Regions from separate parts of the Homo sapiens genome. Here region 2 is linked to region 1. The links are chromatin loops, found by intact Hi-C in ENCODE. Cell type or tissue: B cell. All regions are shown on one strand. Links, peaks and the distances in the headings refer to the core of each region. The heading gives the core; the rest is flanking DNA. Region 1 has its middle 180 kb from the start of PTGER4. Region 2 has its middle 130 kb from the start of LINC00604.

Region 1 (9,990 bases), core at 909-8,908:
TATAATTCTCACTCTTTGAATTAAATGAGTTTTTTTTTCTTTTTTGTAGATGATTATACCATCTGGTGGTGGAAATGGTAAATGGGCATAGTTACTACTTTCTTCACAGAGTAGAATACAGAAGGTAGAAAGGAAACCCTACCTTGTTCTTCAGTTGTAACTTCTTGGATCTTTGAATCTGAGGACATATGGAGAGAAACGGCAAAGATCTTATCTTTTGGTTTTTGGTGATTTCTGTTTCATGATATAAGGTGGAATGTGCTGTGAGTAGCCTATGTAGGTTTATCTTAAACTAGTTTATTCTTCCTTGTGATCATCTATTTTTAATTGGTGTAGATTTGCTGGGTTTTTATCTTTTTTATTGTTAACAAATTTTTGTTCTAATTTTGGTGTGATATTTGTGCTGATTTGTTGGGGATTACCAACTAGAGGACAGTATGAATCAAAACGATCTGTTTTTTTAATGATTTTGGTCTTTTCGAAATTAGTATTAATATACTGTTTGATTAATCTTGAAATATATAGAAAAGCAAAGATAAATAAATTAACATCGCCCATAATGGAAACACCGTTAGATAACCAAAGTGCTAAAAGTTTTGGTCAATAGTGTTCCAATTTTTTTCTGTTAAGTTTTTAAAAAGTTGAGCATACATTAAGCTTTCCACTTCTTGTTTAAATCATTAAAGGAAGTTCACGTAAAGTAAAAATACTTACAACTTAGAAAGGGTGGATCTGAATCTTTATCTACTTTTCATAGGAAGGCAAAATTACTTCCCATAGCAAATCCTGAGCCATTCACAGGGAACAGTGAGCACATGGAAGGAAAGCAGGAACAGTGAGTAGGTGAAGGCACATAATCTATCTCTAATAGTCTGATCTGTTCCAGAGGAACAGAACCAATAGGACGGACACACACACAAACACACATACCTCATATATATATATATATATATATATATATATATATATATATATATATATATATATGTATCACACACACACGCACACACACACACACAATTTATTATAAGGCATAGGCTAAGAAGTCCCATGATATCTGCCATCTGCAAATTGGAGACCCAGGAGAGCTGGTAGTGTAGTTCCAGTCCAAATCCTGAGAACCAGAAGAATTGATGGCATAAGTCCCAGTCTGAGTATAGGAGAGGGTCAATGTTCAGCTCTAAAACAGTCAGAGACAGTGAATTCTCATTTATTCTTTTTTTTTGGTCTATTCAGCCTTTCAAAGGCTTGGATAACACCCGACCACATTGGGGAGGGGAATCTACTGATTCAAATGTTAATCTCATCTGGAAACATGCTCACAGACACAACCAGAATACTGTTTAAAATATCAGGGCATCTTGTGGCCCAGTTAAGTTGACACATGTAGTTAACTATCACAGTATCAAAATTAAAACTCAGTAATAAGGCTAAAGGCAAGCTGGTATATATACATAGAATATTGCGTAGAAGATGAAGTCAGGGATCATGCCTATCAGATTTCTATTGCTGATTACATAGTAAAGATGAATAAAATGCCTAATATGAATCAATTCCTGGTTATTCTCAACAAGTAAAGAAAATACTTTTTGGGAGAAATGTATTTTGAGCAATTTGAAGAAAGAATGCAGTAGCCTGCTGAAGGAGTGATCTGAATATACTTTGCATAATTATCTTGGAACACTGTAGAGATAAGAGGAGAAATGAATGGTCAAGAGTAGGTGCATAAGAGGCAAAAGGACTATTAGAATGCAGGTGGCAGGCAAAAAAATAAAATTTGGCTGGACTAACCGAAAGGCAAACATTTATAAGATGGGGACTCTTGAGGGCAGGGAAAAATATGCTGTAATTTAGAGAAGACTAAAACATTGTTACTTAAAAAATTTCCTATGAAGATGGATAGAATGATAAGAATTAATGTTGGATAGAAAAAAGGATTGTTGGGAGAGGTTACACTATTGCCCAAAGTTTACAATATTATACCACATCAATTTTGCACCAATGTTCTAGCCAAATGCTAAGGAAATACCCAGGAGAGAATCTACTACAGAACCAGTAAACAGCTGATTTCTGAAAAAACACATTATGAAGATATTTTATATTCATAGACATCACAAGTAGCCTCTGTGGTCGGGAGAGCGCTTTAAACAGTAATGTGAAACCACTTGGATCTGCGAATTGCTTACTTATCCAATTGCCTTTTTTGACCTATGCAGTGGCAGGGAATGAAGAGAAGTCAGTAATAATTGCATGATTGCAGACCTAGCTACCAAGACCCAAGTTTAAGTCCTTCCTATGCCCCTAATTTGCTGGCTGACTTTCGTCACATTAACTTCATATCTCTTTTAGCACAAATTTCCACAGAAATGAAACAAGAGATTTGAATTCTTAGATCTTACTGTTCCCTTTAAGTGTTGATGTTCTATAATTCTGCAATTCGAATTCCTGTCAATGCTAAGTGTTTGGTGATAATTTCAGCTTTTTAAATTTTAGTTTGAAATAAATAAATAAATAAATAAATAAACAAATAAATAAATAGTTTTACTTCCAGGTAGAAATATGTACAAACTATTCCTAAAATATTATAATGATGGACAATGTTTATTACTTATAATATGCTAGGCACTTTACATTAATTTTCTAATGCAAAGAGGCTTATACAGTACAGTGTAGAGTGAGACCTGTAAGGCTTGAAATCCCCTTCCACCACTTTTGGGAAGATGGTTTTAGCCAGGTGCTTCTGATACTTTAATATTTGTAGGAATCTGCTAATTTTATTAAAAAGCAGATTCCAATTTAGCAATCTGAGGTGGGCCTTAAGATTATGCATTTCTCACAAACTCCCAAGTGATGCAGATGCTTCTGGTCCTTGAACCACACTTCTGTGCCTCACTTTCCTCTCCTACAAAACAAGGATAACAATCGTATCTAGCTCTTACAGTTGCTCTAGGGATTAAGTGAATTATACAGTTGACCCTTGAACAACATGGGTTTGAACTGTGCGGGTCTAGTTATACCTGGATTGTTTTCAATAAGTACAGTTGGCCTTTCGTATCTATGGGTTCTGTATTCACAAATAACTTGTTCAAGGACAAATAATTAGTTATTAGTGCAGGGCTTTGACTTTCAATGGCATTTTTCATGATTTCCGCAGGAAGCAGCTCCACGAACTTTTTTGTTCATTATTTTTTTTTCTTTTTGGAAATGGCTCCCAAGTCCCAAATTTTTAACCACTATGCCCCACTGCCTAGCAAAAGAGTCACCACAAGTTTTACTTAATAATGTTTTTCTGTGTCCATTGATTGTCAGGAATTTCTTCCTGAGTGTTCAAAAGTGTGCTTCATGTGCCACTTTAGTGATGTCTTCAGGGCATACAGTGGTCCTCTGTCCTCTGCAGTTTCTATCTTCTTATGTTTTCTTCTATTTAAGACATTTCCTTCTTTATCCTTTCTCAGCATATAATCAGCATTTTGTATCCAAAAGTTCCACCTCCACAGTCAAAAAACTGTTGATAAAAATGAATAACATAACAATAAAAATAATACAAATTAAAAGCAATACAGTATTACAGTATTTACAGTATTACAATAAACAATACAGTATTTACATAGCATTTACATTGACTTCCTGCAAAGAGTGCATGTGCTATAAAATTTTCCATGAGTGGTGTTAGGCTGTGCTTTCTGCTTTCCTGTTGCCCTTTATAACCACTGAGTGTGTTGTGGTGGGGCCTCGTCAGGATTGACTGTCTGTCTCATGACTGACTGACTTCTTAGTGTGAGGAATAAACTTACAATCTAGGTATTCAACAAAATTTTATTAAAGTGAGTGATTTGTATACTTATTGTCTGGTGAGTACTCTCTGAATTCAAAAGCGTTTGAAAGGAATGGGATGACAGTCAATAAACCTAAGATGCTAATGGATATGTGAGTCAACCCTGGCTCAAATTTTTGCTCTTTTATTGAAAAAGCAATGACCCAAGTCATTTTTATAGGCACTAATGTTCTTTGTGTACCAGAAAATAAGTGAATTAATGTTTCCCATTCCTAAAAACATTAACTATTTACATTTCAAATTGAATTTGGGGTTGAAAAGCAAATAGAAAATATTGGATTAAAATATTAAGTTGTAAAAAACACAACTCTCAGAGGTTGTTCCCACAGATAATTTGATATGGTTAATTGTTTTTCATCTCTAGTACACCAGAACTATCGCTCCTTTAATCTAGAAAGTTGGTTTAATTAGTTTTGTTCTCCAGATTTTTACCTGAGTAGTTATCAATGGCTGGCAATTAATATATTATAGAAGTTTAGAAATTATATTTGGAGAGCAATAACTTAAAACGCATAATTTTAGGACTTATTTAAACTGGTTAGCAGAAGAGAAATCGGATCCCCCAAAATAGCAACACTGGGCAGGCTGTGCCAGTAAATTAAGGGGAAGTGATCAAATTTGAGAAGTGAGGACTCTTGCTATGAATCTTGGCATATGACTTTATTACGGGTTTCATTTTCTCATTAGTTATTAAAAAGCCATGTTAAGAATGAATGCTGTTATTTGAATCTTTGGACTGTAAGGGATGGATAGTTTTTCCTAGTTTCTGCTCCTGGCACAGGACAGTTGTATACACTTGCTTATTTATTCATGTATTCATCTATTCCATACGTATGTGTTGAGATAGTACTGTGAATCAGTCTTGCTGATGGATTGAATGTAGAGAGTCTGAGAAAGGGAAAACATCGAACACTAACCTTAGGTGTCTGGCTGGATTAATGGGTTAGAAATGGGGTAGTTGCTCACTTACTGAGAGACAAAGGAAGGAGACATTTTAGAGGCTGCAGAGTAGGAATCAAGAGTTGGGTTTGGAGCCTACTAAGAGGTGTCCTGTAAGTGACTGGACGTGCATATCTAATGTTTAAGTGAGTGATCAGGGTTGCTACTTCAGGAGTCATCATCATACAGACAGAGTATTAAGCTATTGGACTAGATTAGGGCACCTGGGGAATAGCTGCCCTAATCTTAACACAACTTTGTGTTAAGAAGAGAAGGAGCATCCTGCAAAGAGATTGGAAAGGGAGCAGCCTGCAACGTAGGCTGTAAAACAATAAGGTGCAACGCCCTCGGAACCAAGGGAAAAAATGTTTTAAGGATATGATTAACTCTACTCAGTACTGCTGAGGGTTGGAAAAGTGTGGGGACCAACCATTGATGACTGGAGCTGATGATGTGAGTGAGCTTAGTGAAATCTTGAATCAATATCCTGACTAGAAGTGTTGAGAATAGGAACCCAGCTATCACAGGCATCCTCTCTGAGGAGTTTTGCTACAAAGAAGAATAGAAAAATGGGCCAGGTGCTAGAAAGAAATCAAGCAGGGTATTTTAAATATGGGAGCAATTTGTATATCAATGTGAAAACTTGTGTTGCAATTAAGAGAGGGGATAATTGTAGGAGCAAAGTCTGAGTGAAGATAATGGGATGGAATCTAGATAATAAAAGGAGGGGTTGGCTTTAGATAGGAGCAGGGACAGTTCATCCATTGCAACAGGAGACAAGGTACAGATGTAGGTAGTTTGATAAACTTATAGTAGGTAGGATATGGGAATTATCTCCTAAATACTTCGATTGGATTAGGAAAATAAGAGGCAAATATTTCAGCTGAGAGTAAGAATAGAGCCAATGCAGAGGTTTAGGGACAGGAAAAAAAAAAAGATGTAAAAGAGGTGTCTGAAGAGTGGAAAAGCCAGAAGAATATAGAGAATTGCTGGGCAATATTAACGTTTTTGAAGCTTGAGGTCATATTTGAAAGAAGAGTCAGCATGGTTGTGTTTTTGTCTAGCCACATTTGGCTGCTCAGCTGCAGATATAGGGAGAGATTTAGGTTTTAGCAGGTTGGCGTTTTGTCAGACAGGTACAAAGGAAGCAAGCTAGTTGAGGATCTGTAGAAGGAGTGGTTAAATGATGGATCCTGGAATCTACATTTGGTAAGAAGAAAAGGAGGGATTGGAGAAAAGTAGGTGGTAGGATTAATAGACTGAATATCCCAGTAGGGCCCAAAGAGTTTTGGAGTAAGTATGTGGGAGAACATGACCTGGGAAGATTGGAAGTTAGAGATTAGAGAATGGCTTCAAATTGAGATTGCAGATCTCAATCAATAATAAGATCTAGGATATAGTCACTTACGTGGGTACTGGAGGTAGAGATGAAGACAAAGTCAACAAAAATGAGATAATCAAGAAACTGACATGCTATACTATTAAATGGATTAGTTATTTGAATATTACAATCACCAATACCTCATAGGAAAAGCGATGGAAAGAAAGACAATCCAGTGTTATAACTTTTCAGGGAATGAGAGGTTATTACTAGAAGTGTGAAGTGATGACAGCTGGTAAATATACTTTCGTAGTCATGACTTTAAAGGGAAATCTGAAGGCATAGTTGTATATTTTAGTCCAGCAAGTTTAATTTCTTAGGTAGAAACCCAGAATAGGTAGATTGGTGGGTACTACCTGGGTTGGAGCATTGCCAAGTAGATGTGCTGGTACAAAAATGGAGAGAGAGTGAAAGGTGTTTCCAAGGAAGTAATTCTAATTAAGGATGAGTGGACTTCAAACTAGGTAAGAAGATAAGACATAAGAAAAGTGTTCAAGAGGAAATGTTTGGTGTCAGTTACCTTTCAGTTGATTGGAAGTCTCCATAACTGAAAGTGGAGAATTTTGAGAGATTATGTACCGAGTAAATGAGCTCAAAGATTAGAACGTGGTGTTCAGAGAGGGGGAAGCTGGAGGCTGAGATTCTGAAGTTAGTACAGTTAATGGTGATGACAACAAGGAATAGGAGATTGAACTGGAATGGAAGAAACAACTTTTGGACATGAGAATGTAGAGGAACCAAGACACCAGAGAGTTGATGTCATTAAACGTTTTGCCAGGAGTGGGGGTAGAAAGGAAGTTATAGAACAGGTGACAAAGTCATCAATAAGTGATGAAGAGTGACCAAGTTTTGTAGATGCCAGTAGCAAGTAGAAAGAGTATGATGGCTTAAACTTCAAAGGATCTGGGCTTTTGAGCACAGGGAGAAGAAATGGTTTAGAAGGAGCAATGGGATCTAACTCCAGGCTTTGAGGTACCAAGGGGAAGGAGAAGAAATCTTCCCTCAGTAAGACTGCAAGAGAAGCTGTGCCACTAGTGGGGAGCCAGGTGAAGGGAGTGCTCAAAGATGGGTTGTATTCTTTTTCCGGGGAGGTATAACAAAGTATTACAAACTGGGTGGCTTAAAACAACAGAAATTTATTGTCTTCCAGTTCTGAAGGCCAAAAGTCCAAAGTCAAGATGCCAGCAGGGCTGTGCTTCCCTGAGGTCTGTTCCAGGCCTTTCTCCTAACTTCTGGTAGTTCCTTGGCTTGCCACAGCATAACTCCAATCTTCATTTGGTGTTTTTGTGTGTATGTGTGTGTGTGTCTTTGTCCAAACTTGCCTGTTTGAGAAGGACACTAGTTCTATTGGATCAGAGGGCCATCCTACTGCAGTATGACCTTATCCTAACTAATTACATCTGCAACAGCCCTATTTCTCAATAAGGTCACACTCTAAAGTACTGAGGGTTACGATGTCAACATATGAACGGAGAGAGGGATGCAGTTCAACTCATAACAAGAGTGTTTGCTGATGGCAGACAAGAGGAAACACTGGAGGGGTTTGGGAGGTACAGGATGATTAAGAAAGTGGGTCAGAGTAGGAAATGTACAGAGTACTAGGGATGGAGCTCAGGTTTCTGGTTAATAGACAACAGGGATGTCAGGTCTGGTGGCTTTACATTTGATAGCCAGACAGGGGGATATGGGGACACTAGACAGACATTCTCTCCTGCAGCTCTCAGCAGGATGGTGGCCAAGGGGAAAGTAAAAGAGCCTCAGTGTGCTGGTCTCAGGAACAAAAGGAAATCTGAGGACTTCTTTTCTCTAGTTCTGAGGTGGTGTAGTGGCTTTGGGGAGCATCTGTCTCACTTGGAGCATGAAACTGGGAATGTGTCTCCTTTGAAGGGTTTGTGTTGTGGCAGCTGAGACATGAGATGTGGAGAAGAGCCTTTACCATCTGATGGTTTGGTGTTGTACTTATTCATCAAGCAACCCGTGGAAGCTACAAGTGTCATGTCAGCTACAGAGCAGAGCAAAATGTTTGGTATTACAAGAAACAGTTTTTACCATGTTTCAGCAATAGTGAAACCAAAATTGCAAGGAAGAATGTTATTTTAACAGGGAACAATTTTATTGGGTATGAGTACATGGGATTCTTTGACATATTCGTTACAATATGCTGCTGCTGCTAAGTGAGTTTTTAAAAATCTTTAAGACCAGCATGGAGGGACCTCTGTCTGTCAGAAAAGTCTTCACAAAATTTGTCAAATGGAAGAAGTTTGGTTTGGGTGCCCATCTATTTTTCCCTTCTTTATTCTTGTTCCACTTGCTGACACCCTTTTCCCTCCACTCTCCAGAGACTCCTTACTTGCCTGATATTTTGCTTTTATTCTCCTTCTCCTTCTTCTTTATGTCATTTACTCCCTAGTGTAACAAACATGTTGCTTTCTTCAGCCTATTTGCATTGAAAGAAGATGCTGCCTAGTGCAATTAAGACAGCTTCCTCGTCTGGGGGTGGAGATCCTGACATTGCATCTGCTTTATCATTTTGTACCCATGTGATCCCCTATCTTCAAATATAAATAGGACTAATAACATCTACCCCCACAGTTATGATGATCAATAAACGAAAAGGGGCTAAGGAAATCAGTGGCTGGCATTTTGTGTCTTTAAATTATTTCTTTCTCTGTGCCATAAGTTATTCAGTTTTGGAACCGGAATTCTTGTTAAACCAGAGGGAACAAATTTCATAACAATTGATAATGACGGACCAGGGGATAAGTGAGGTGGTGGGAACATTTTTCAGTACATATCAATCACATCAAGGCCAAAAGCTCAGATTTAAAATTCGGCATTGGTTTGTAAGCCAGAATACATTACTATTATGCCACAGGAAAAAAAATCTCAAATGTCCACTGATTCTTTTTTTTTTTTTTTTTTTTTGAGACAGAGTCTTGCTCTGTCACCCAGGCTGGAGTGCAGTGGCACGATCTTGGCTTACTGCAACCTCCGCTTCCTGGGCTCAAGTGATTCTCCAGCCTCAGCCTCCTGAGTATCTGGGACTACAGGCATGCACTACCATGCCCGGCTAAATATTTTTTTGTATTTTTAGTAGAGATGGGGTTTCACCATATTGGCCAGACTGGTGTGAGCCTCTGCGCCAGGCCAAATGTCTGCTGATTCTGACCGCTTCCAAGCTATGTGACCTCTCCTTTAGCAGGTCCAAATTATTCAAGTTTCTACTATATTCAGGTCTTCGAGTGTGGCTGAACTATTAGTAAAGGTAATTCAGGAATATACAGCAATTTCTTTTCATCCGTAAGAGCCAAAGGAATTCAGTTGGAATGTGAGCTTCAGTATAAGACAGGAAATGGAAAGTCAGATTCTTAGTGAATTTTAATCCAAGGTAATTAGTCATTCTCTCATCTAGGCCTGCACTCAAATCTCCTGAATGATGTAGACTTGTGATTGTTCCTATGGCAGCAATCTCAAACTTTACTGTACTTAAGAGTCTCTAGGGAACCCTCTAAAGAGGCCCTTCTCTCAGAGATTCTAAATGACTAGGTGTTAGGTAAGGCCCAGCCCCTGTATTTCTGCAGAGCTCTTATGGTGACTCTGGTCAGAGGATCCATAGATGACACTTTGAGAAACACTAACCAATTGATATAAACTTGTCATTGGAAAAATGCAGTTGCTTTAAGTCAGGGATCAATTTCTTTCCCCTGTCCTTTGTTTTCGACTTTCCGTATTTAACACTGTGTGATGCGCATGGAAGGGAGCTTAATATATTTTAGCGGGCAAAATAACTACAGGGAATTTATCTGTAAAATATTGAATTATCACGTCAAGGAAA
Region 2 (9,990 bases), core at 662-8,661, 140 kb after region 1:
TAGTGAGCATAGTTCCAGATAGGTAGTTTTTTAACCCACCCTACCTTCATCCTCTGGTAGTCTGCAGTGTCTACTGTTCTAATATTTGTGTCCATGTGTGCTCAATGCTTAGCTCCAACTTATAAGTGAGAACATGCAGTATTTGGTTTTCTTTTCCTGTGTTAATTTGCTTAGGATTATGCCTTCCAATTCCATCCATATTGCTAAAGATGACATGATTTCATTCTTTTCATGACTGTGTAGTATTCTATGTACCACATTTTCTTTATCTAGTCTACTATTGATGGGTACCAGGGCTAATTCCATGTCTGTGCTATTGTGAATAGCATTTACATTCCCACCAGCAGTGTATAAGCATTCCCCTTTTCTCCGTAGCCTTACCAACATCTGTTGTTTTTGACTTTTTAATAATGGCCATTCTGACTGGTGTGAGATGTTATCTCATTGAGACTTTTATTTGCATTTCTCTGATAATTAGTGATGCTGGGCATTTCTTTGTTTGTTGGTCATTTGTATGCCTTCTTTTGAGAAGTGTCTGTTCATGTACTTTGCCCATTTTTTAATGGTATTATTTGGTTTTTGCCCATTGATTTGTTTAAGTTCTCTGTAGATTCTGGATATGAGGATTCTGTTGGATGCATAGTTTGTGAAAATCTTCTTCCATTCTGTAGGTTGTCTGTTTATTCTGTTGATAGTTTCTTTCACTGTATAGAAGCTCTTTAGTTAAATTAAGTCCCACTTGTCTATTTCTTGTCTATTTTTGTTTTCGTTGCAATTGCTTTTGGGGACTCAGCCAAAAATTCCTTGCCAAGGCCAATGTTGAGAAGAGTATTTCCTAGGTTTTCTTCTATTATTTTTATAGTTTGAAGTCCTACATTTAAAGCTTTAATCCATTTTGAGTTAATTTTTGTATATGGTGAAAGGAAATTGTCCAGCTTCAGTCGTCTGCATATGGTTAGCCAGTTGTCCCAGCAACATTTATTGAAAAAGGAGTCCTTTCCCCATAGTTTGTTTTTGTTGGCCTTGTTGAAGATTAGATAGTTGTAGGTGTGTGACTTTATTTCTGAGTTTTGCATTCTGTTCCATCAGTCTATTTGTCTGTTTTTGTACCAGTACTAACCTGTTTTGTTTACTGTGGCTTTAAACCATAGTTTGAAGTCAGGTAGTATGATGTCTTTGTTCTCTTTGTTTAGGATTGCTTTGGCTATTCAGGGTCTTTTTTGGTTGCATATGAATTTTAGATATTTTTTTTCTAATTCTGTGATGAATGACATTGGTAGTTTGATAGGAATAGCACTGAGTCGGTAAATTGCTTTGGGCAGTATGGCCATTTTTACAATATTGATTCTTCTAATATATGAGCATAGAATATTTTTCCATTTATTTGTGTAGTCTCTGATTTCTTTCAGCAATGTTTTGCAGTTCTCCTTGTAGAGATATTTTACCTCCTTGGTAAATACCAGGCTGTATTTCTAGGTATTTCATTTTCTTTGTGGCTATTGTAAGTGGAATTGTATTCTTGATTTCACTCTCAGCCTGGATGTTGTTTGTGTATAGAAATGCTACTAATTTTTTTACATAGATTTTGTACCTTGAAACTTTACTAAAGTTGTTAATAAATTCTAGGAGCTTTTTGGCAGTCTTTAGGATTTTCTAGGTATAGAATCTCTTTCTGATGTAAAATCTCTTGTACATCTAATTGTTTTCTTTTTGTTTCCTTTAAGACTTCATTTACTATAGTTTCTTTCAGTATTTGATATTTAGTCTGATTGTGTCTTCCAGATGATGCATTGGAAACTTGATCCCCAGCCCAGCAGTGTCGAGAGGCAGGGCCTTTTGGGAGGTGTTTAGGTGATGAGGGCTTCACCCTGATGAATGGATTAATGCTGCTATAGAAAGGGCTTGTGGGAATGGGTTCATTCTCTTTTGGCCTTCCACCTTCTTTCATGTGAGGGCACCACAAGAAGGCCCTCACCAGATGCTGGTGCCATGATCCTCACCTTCCCAGCCTCAAGAACTGTAAGAAATGAATTTTTGTTCTTTATAGATTACCCAGTCTCAAGTATTCTGTTATAGCAACACCAAACAAACTAAGACAAAAATTGGAATCAGAATAGTGAGGCTTTGTTACAACCAATATCTAAAAATGTGGAAGCAGCATTTAAACTATGTAGTGAGTAGAGGCTGAGACAGTTTTGAACTGAGTGCTGAAGAAGCCTGTATTTCCATAAATGGAGCATTAAGGGCAATTCTGGTGAAGTCTTAAAAGAAGAGAAGAGCTGTAAGCCAAAACCTGTATCTTCTTAGAGATTACTTAAGTGATTATGAAGAGAATGTAGAAATATGGACAGTAAAGGCCATTTCAATGAGGTCTCAGATTGAAAGGAGGAACAAGGTAGTACAAACTAGAGAAAAGGTGATCCTTGCTATGAAGAGGCAAAGAACTTGACTGAATTGTGTTTTTGTCCTAAGACTTTGTGAAAGACAGAACTTAACAATGAACCAGGATATCTGGCAGAAGAAATCTCCAGGTAGCAAAAAATGTAGGGTGCTGTGTGGCGTCTTTTAATTGCTTATAGTAAAAGGTGAAAAGAGAGAAAGTATTTAAAGATAGAATTTATAATCAAAAGGGAAGCAGAATGTAAAGATTTGGAAAATTCTTAGCCTGGCCATGTCAAGAACAAAAAAGCATCTTTAGGAAAAGCAGCCAAGGGTATGGCCAAGTAACTGTTTGATAAGGAAATTAGTGTGAATAGAAGGAAGTCAGGCGCTATTCATCAAGACAATGGGAGAGTAGCCCCAAAGTCATTTTGGAGATCTTCAAGCCTGCTCCTCTCATCACTGACCCAGAGAGCAAGAGCTATGGAGGCATAGCTACCTCCAGCTAGATTTCAATGGATGTCTCAGGCAGTCTCGGAGCCCAGGCAGAGACCTGCTGCAGAATTGGAGTGACCACAGAGAGCCTCCATTAGAGCAATATCCAGCGGAAATGCGGGGTGGGGGCTGCCACAGAGAGTCCTCACTAGGATAATGCCTAGTGCAGCCATGGGAGCAAGGCTCCTCCCAAGACCCCAGAACTGCCGAGCTACCAGTATGCAGCACAAGCCTGAGAAAACCATAAGCTTTTGACTTAAATGTGTGAGGACTGACACACGGGTTGTCTGAGGCCTTGAAACCCAACTCCAGCCTTCTAGTGCGCCAGAAGGCAGAACATGGAGTCCAAAGAGACTATTCTCAAGCCTTGAGATTCAATGTCATTTGCCCTATTGGGATTTTTACTTACTTGAAACTTGTTATTCTTTTCTTTTGTATTTCTCTTTCTTGAAATGAGAATGTCTATCATACGTCTGAGACACCATTATATTTTAAAAGTACATAATTTGTTTGATTTTATAGGCTCACAGCTGGAGAGCATTTTGCCTCAGTATGAAGTACTTCACACACATATTTGATGTAGATGAGACTCTGGACTTAAACTTTAAAGTTGGTGCTGGAGTGAGTTAAGACTTAGGGCTACTGGGTTGGAATAAACGTATTTTGCATGTGAGAAGGAAATGAAATTTGAGGGCCCAGGGTGGAATGGTATGATCTGAATATGTCCCCCAAATTTATGTGTTGGCAACTTGATCCCCGTGCAATGGTATTGAGAGGTAGGGCCTTGAGGGAAGTGTTTAAGTCCTGAGGGATCTGCCCTCATAAAAGGATTAATGCTGCTTTAAAAAGGGCTTATGGAAGTGAGTTCATTTTTTATATGGTTTGGCTGTGTCCTGACCCAAATCTCATCCCGTAATCCACACGTGTCATAGGAGGGACCCAGTGGGAGGTAATTGAATAATGGGGGCAGTTACCTTTATGCTTTTGTCATGATTGTGAGTGAATTATTATGAGATCTGATGGTTTTATAAGGGGTTTTCACCCTTCTGCTCAGCATTTCTCTTTGCTGCCACCATGTGAGGAAGGACATATTTGCTTCCCCTTCCACCATGATTGTAAGTTTCTTGAGGCCTCTTCAGCTATGTTAAACTGTGAGTCAATTAAACCTCTTTCCTTTATAAATTATTTAGTGTTAGGTATGTCTTTATTAGCAGCATAAGAAAGGACTGATACAATTCTCTTTTGCCTTTCTGCCTTCTGCCACGTGGTAACAAGCAAGAAGGCCCACCAGATGCTAGTGCCATAATCATCACCTTCTCAGTCTCCAGAACTGTGAGACATATATTTCTGTTTTTTATAAATTATTCAGTCTTAAGGATTCTGTCATTGCAGCACCAAATGGAATAAGATGTTATTCTACACATATGTTTATTTGTATTTATTTTATTAATCCTGCTGCTTCTGCTTATTTTATATGACCATCTATCAGCCATGATCTTCTTAAATATTTCCCCTTGGCCACTAATTATATGTTATCCTCTCATAATTCTTATTTGAGCTTGACTTTCTCATTCTCTTGTTTCTGTTTCTTAATCTCTCATATTTTACATTTCTTTATCTTCTCATATATTTTGTATAATTTTTTACATGTATGTTTTAGTTTGCTATTTTCATCTTCAGCTGATAGTCTTCTATTTTATACTTTTCGAGTTAAATTTGTGTGTGTCTACATGTGTGATATTCAGTATTCATACAGAAAAATGTGTTAAACATATATAGTGGTAATATAAAATGCATGCACCTCTACTTAGGTAAAAAAATAGAATATTATCAATACCTTAGACTCCTCCTGTGTGTCTCTCTCAATCATACTTTCCTCCACTGGTAACCATTGTCCTGACTTTTTGTTAACCATTTTCATTAGCCAGCATTCTCCAGAGAAACATAACCAATAGGATATGTGTAGGGGTAGCTAGATAGAGATACAGATAGATAGATAGATAGATAGATAGATAGATAGATAGATAGTCCTTTGTTCTATGTAAGCCTTCAACTTATCGGATGAGGCCCACCCACATTACGGAGGGCGATATACTTTACTCAAAATCCACTGATTTAAATGTTAATTTCATCTGGAAGACCCTCACCAAAACATCCAGAATAATGTTTGACCAGACATCTGGGCACTATGGCCCAGCCAAATTGACACATAAAATTAGCTCTCACAATTCTACTCCTTATCAATCTGGCACCCATATGCATCTCTTTAAACTATCCTTAATCTCCAAATAAAGACAATAAAAATGTCATAATTCAACCTAATATGATACACCTGTCTTGAGTACAAGCAAAAACACACTAACCCTCTCCTCAGAAGAGGATACAAAGTTCTTGGGTGGTGTTTACCCTTTTCCTTGGCATTCCATAAGGTAAATACTATGATATAAAGTTACCAATACTTAAGTACTTAAATAAACTTATCTTAAATACAAAGTCAATACTTCTTATGTTACATTGTAATGGGCTAAGAAAGTGAAGAAAACAAAGACATTTGCTATGTATACACACACACAAACATATTCATAACAAAATAAGGAAGAAATACTCGTGACAGTTAGAGTCCTTCTTTCATAACTGATCCTCTGAGCATAGCTGGTATTTATAACAAACTTCTTTCACTACTCCTTTTGTATTGCCTTTGCTTTCAGCAGGCACCTAAGCTGGCATGGTTTTTTACCTGGTGGGGTAACCCAAACTTTCATTCTTGAAGAATCTGGGTCATTAGTAGCCGTGTCTGAACTGAGATGTAGTTTTTTATTGACCTTAATCACAGGGTATGGTAAGAGGCATCTAAGGGATCTCTTTTTTTCAGACATGCTCTTCTCTATATCCTTTGTAAAATAGCAGTCCATTTTCATCTTGGTAGCCTGGATGAATCACCCCAGCCAGCACAGTAACTCTCTTCTTTGCCCTTTGATTTAGAGACATGAGGACACTAAAGTAGTTGTGTTAGTATTAACTTCCAGTTCAATGAAATCATTGTTGTGTTTCTTCCCTCTAGAACACTCTAGAACTAAGACTTATAGGCAAGCAGAGCACAAGGTCATGAGAACAGGAGGCAAACATTATGCTAGTGGGTCACCAGGAATTATAGTGAGTGGTGCTGCTCCTATTTCTATTTCTTGATTCCTGGATCCATGAATCCTGACTACAGGAGAAACAGCACCATGTACTAGGTGCTGACTCAGAACCTCCTAGAGAACCTTGCCTCAGCCTTGCAAGGTGTTGCCACCTAGCTAGCAATGCAGCTGAGTCTTCAAAAGGCCATTCCATTGTCCCACCAGGCTAGCTGTTTTAGCATAGTGGGAAACATGGCTAAGTCCATGGAATTCCATAAGCATGGGCCAATTGATGCACTTTATTTACTGGTAAGTGAGTTCCTTGATCAGAAGCAATACTGTGTAAAATACTGGGACAGTAGATAAGGTATTCTGTAACTCCATGGATGACAGTTTTGGAAGAAACATTGTGTGCAGGAATTGAAAATTTATATGCAGAGTAAGTGTCTATTCCAGTAAGAATAAAATCATGCCCGAGTTTTCTCTTTCTGTCAACTGATGGTAGGAAACTTTCTATGAGGCGATAGGTGCAAGCTGGGAGAGTCGAGGTAGAGTAATAAGGGATCATGGGCATTTGAGCCACTTCTTCATGTAACTTACTTATGCCTTCCGGGCCTGCTCAGGCCTGATCCTATCTATAATACTTCCATTTGATAATGGAGTGCTGCTGTGCATGCCCAACTTTATGGGTTGGTTTGTCAGTTAACATCCATTTCACAATGGGAAGCTCAGGTTGCATGCTGAGTTAGTGAGCTGTGGTTAAATGTTCAGTTTCTGCTAAGACACAATAGCAGGCTAAGAATTGTTTCTCAAAAGGAGAGTAGTTATCTGCAGGGGATGGCAAGACTGCTCCAAAATCCCAAGGGCCTGCTCTTTGATTCATCTGTAGCGGTATACCAAAGGCCACAAACGGCTTCCCTGTTTGCCACTTACACTTCAAGCACTATTGGATATGCTGGATCATATGGCCCAAGTGGCAGAGCAGCTTACATGGATCTGCTGCAGAGTCTTCTCTTGTTCTGGGCCTCACTCAAAACTAGAAGTTTTTGAGTTATTCAGTAAATGGGAATGGAGTAGTGCACCGAAATGAGGAATGTGTTGCCTCCAAAATCTCAAGAAGCCCACTAGGCTTGGTGCTGCTTTTTTTTTGGTTGTTGTATTAGATCATTCTTGTATTGCTATAAAGAAATACCTGAGACTGGGTAATTTATAAAGAAAAGAGGTTTAATTGGCTCATCGTTCTGCAGGCTACACAGGAAGCATGATACTGGCATCTGCTCTGCTTATGGGGAGGCCTCAGGAAACTTACAATCATGGCAGAAGGTAAAGGGGGAGCAGGCATATCACATGGCCAGCACAGGAGTAAGAAAGACAAGCAAGAGTTGCTACACACTTTTAAATGGTCACAAGAACTCACTCACTATTGTGAGGACAGGGATGGTATGAGAAACTGCATTCATGATCCAATCACCTCCTATCAGGCTCCACCTCTAACACTGGGGATTACATTTCAACATGAGATTTGGCTAAGACATCCAAACCATATCAGTTGTAAAGGGGTCAAGGCAACAATTTGTTCTTCATCTTAGAAGGCATACCTTGACATGGCCGACACCAGTGGTCTTCAGGAAATTTCACTGATAGAAGACCCCTCAATATTTATCAAATTTATTTTCCACCTTCTGATAGGCAAATGTCTTACCAATAAGTCTAGAGTAGTTGCTAATTCTTACTCACTAGGTTCAATCAGCATAATTTCATCAAGAAATAGACCAGCGTGATATCTTATGAAAGGGAAAGGTGATCAAGATCTCTGCAAACTAAATTATGAACATAGGGCTAGAGAGTTGATATACCCCTAATGTAGGACTGTGGAGGTGTATTGGTGGCCTTACTAGCTAAAAGTGAACTGCTTCTGATGGGCTTTATTTTATTTATTAAAGGGGATGGAGAATACAACATTTGCCTGATCATTAACTGTATGTCCAGTATGAGGGGATGTATTAATTTGGTCAAGCAATAAAACCACATCTGATGTAGCAGCTGCAATAGGAGCCACCACCTTGTTAGGCTTATGATAATGCACTGTCATTCTCCAAGATCAACCTGTCTTTAGTACAGGATAAATAGGAGAGTTGAATAGGTTTCATCACTCCAACATATTTCAAATTCTTGATGATGGCACTAATCTCTTCAATCCTTCCAGGAATGTGGTATCATTTTTGGCTTACTTTTTTTAGGTAGAGGCAGTTATCGTGGCTTCTGCTTGGCCTTTCCCATCATCATAGTACCACTCCATAGGTCAGCACTATTCACAATAGCAAAAACATGAAGTCAACCTAAATTCCCATAAATAGTAGACTGGATAAATAAAATATGGTATGCATACATTGTGGAATACTACACAGCCATAAAAAAGAACAAGATTGTATCTTTGCAGCAGCATGGATGGAGCTGGAAGTCATTATCCTAAGCAAACTAAGGCAGGAACATAAAACCAAATGCCACAGGTTCTCACTCATAAGTGGAGCTAAACTTTGAGTACACATGAACACAAAGAAGGAAACAGCAGACATCAAGGGCCTACTGGAGGGTGGAGGGTGGAGGGTGGGAAGAGGGTAAGGATTGAAAAAGTACCTATTAACTATTAATGCTTATTACCTGAGTGATGAAATAATCTGCACATCAAACCCCTATTACACGTAATATACCTTTATAACAAGCTTGCACATGTATCTCTGAACCTAAAATAAAAAGTGGAATTTTCTTTTCTTTTTTTTTTTTTTTTTTTGAGATGGAGGCTCACTCTATCGCCCAGGCTGTAGTGCAGTGGCATGATCTCGGCTCACTGCAACCTCTGCTTCCCAGATTCAAGCAATTCTCCTGCCTCAGCCTCCCGAGTAGGTGGGACTACAGGTGTGCACCACCATGCCCGGCTAGTTTTTGTATTTTGAGTAGAGACGGGGTTTCACCATGTTGGCCAGGCTGGTCTCGAACTCCTGACCTCAAGTGATCTGCCCGCCTCAGCTTCCCAAAATCTGGGATTACAAAAAGTGGAATTTTCTAAATGAACAACAACAATTACAACAGATCAGAGATAGTGCTCAGCACATAGTAAATGTTCAATAAAATGTTTACTGAGAAAATAATTACAAATTAAGATACTTAATGAAAATATTTGAGCTGAAATAATCATATAATTCCATTAGGAAAAATTAAAATTTATCTGATATTATCAACTTCTTCACCATCTATGGGGAAAGTAGTCTTTCAATGAAAAATATGGTCTACAGAGAAGAGCCAAGCAAGAGCGTAAACATTTTCTAATTTATTAACTATTAAGTGTAGAGGATTGATGAAAATTTCATATAAATGATGAAAACCATATGACCACAATAAAAAGAAGCATTCTTGAGAAAAATACAAATGACATCTTAGTATTAATAGATAGCTAAAAAGTATATAGAAACAGCTAAAAATGATTACTGTAAATGAATATTGCCAAAACAGTTATTCTGTTTGTTATTATTTAATGTTCAGAAAATTTATATAAAGTTTTTTTGCTTCAATGCAACAGATAAGTGCTATATTTTTGAAGCAATTTGATTTTTAAAACAAGTTTTCAAATAGAACTATTTCATAAGTCTGCCAATGACATAAACCAATTTGTCAATCAAAAAATTTAAAAACATTAATTTTAAAGTGTTCTGGTTAGGATAATAGATTATGTGGTTACTTTACTCATATCAAAAGTTGTTCATTTGTTTTTTCTCTTTAGGTGTTTGCGGCATCTTCTTTTTATTTCCTGTGTTCTGACTTGTTGCTGCGATGTTGATGTGTTGATGTGGGTGAGAATCTAATTTCTTTCATTATGCTGAGCACTCATGGAGTCCCTTTCAATCTGGAAATTTATAATTCTCATTTTGGGGTAATATTGCTTGCAATATTTCATCTTTAATTCTTTCAATTGTTATGTTTTCTCTCTTCCTGTATTTCC

Evidence for each region. A loop is a pair of places that touch in the nucleus more often than their neighbours do. Peaks named below come from ENCODE experiments on the same cell type or tissue, not always from the same donor. Only the 100,000 strongest peaks of a DNase experiment are listed, where the experiment ranks them.
Region 2: it touches region 1 in a loop (2.3-fold over the local background); 2 of 110 quality-filtered maps call a loop at or near these places.

The regions. Positions count from the first base shown.
Region 1 is chr5:40,497,386-40,507,375 of GRCh38, reverse strand. No RefSeq gene overlaps it. Among named protein-coding and RNA genes, the nearest start is that of PTGER4, 180 kb to the left of the region's middle. In B cell, for the core only: no CTCF peak of the experiment used is centred there; a DNase peak (open chromatin) is centred at 4,445; H3K4me3 peaks cover 727 bases; H3K27ac peaks cover 416 bases.
Region 2 is chr5:40,361,401-40,371,390 of GRCh38, reverse strand. No RefSeq gene overlaps it. Among named protein-coding and RNA genes, the nearest start is that of LINC00604, 130 kb to the right of the region's middle. In B cell, for the core only: no CTCF peak of the experiment used is centred there; a DNase peak (open chromatin) is centred at 3,930.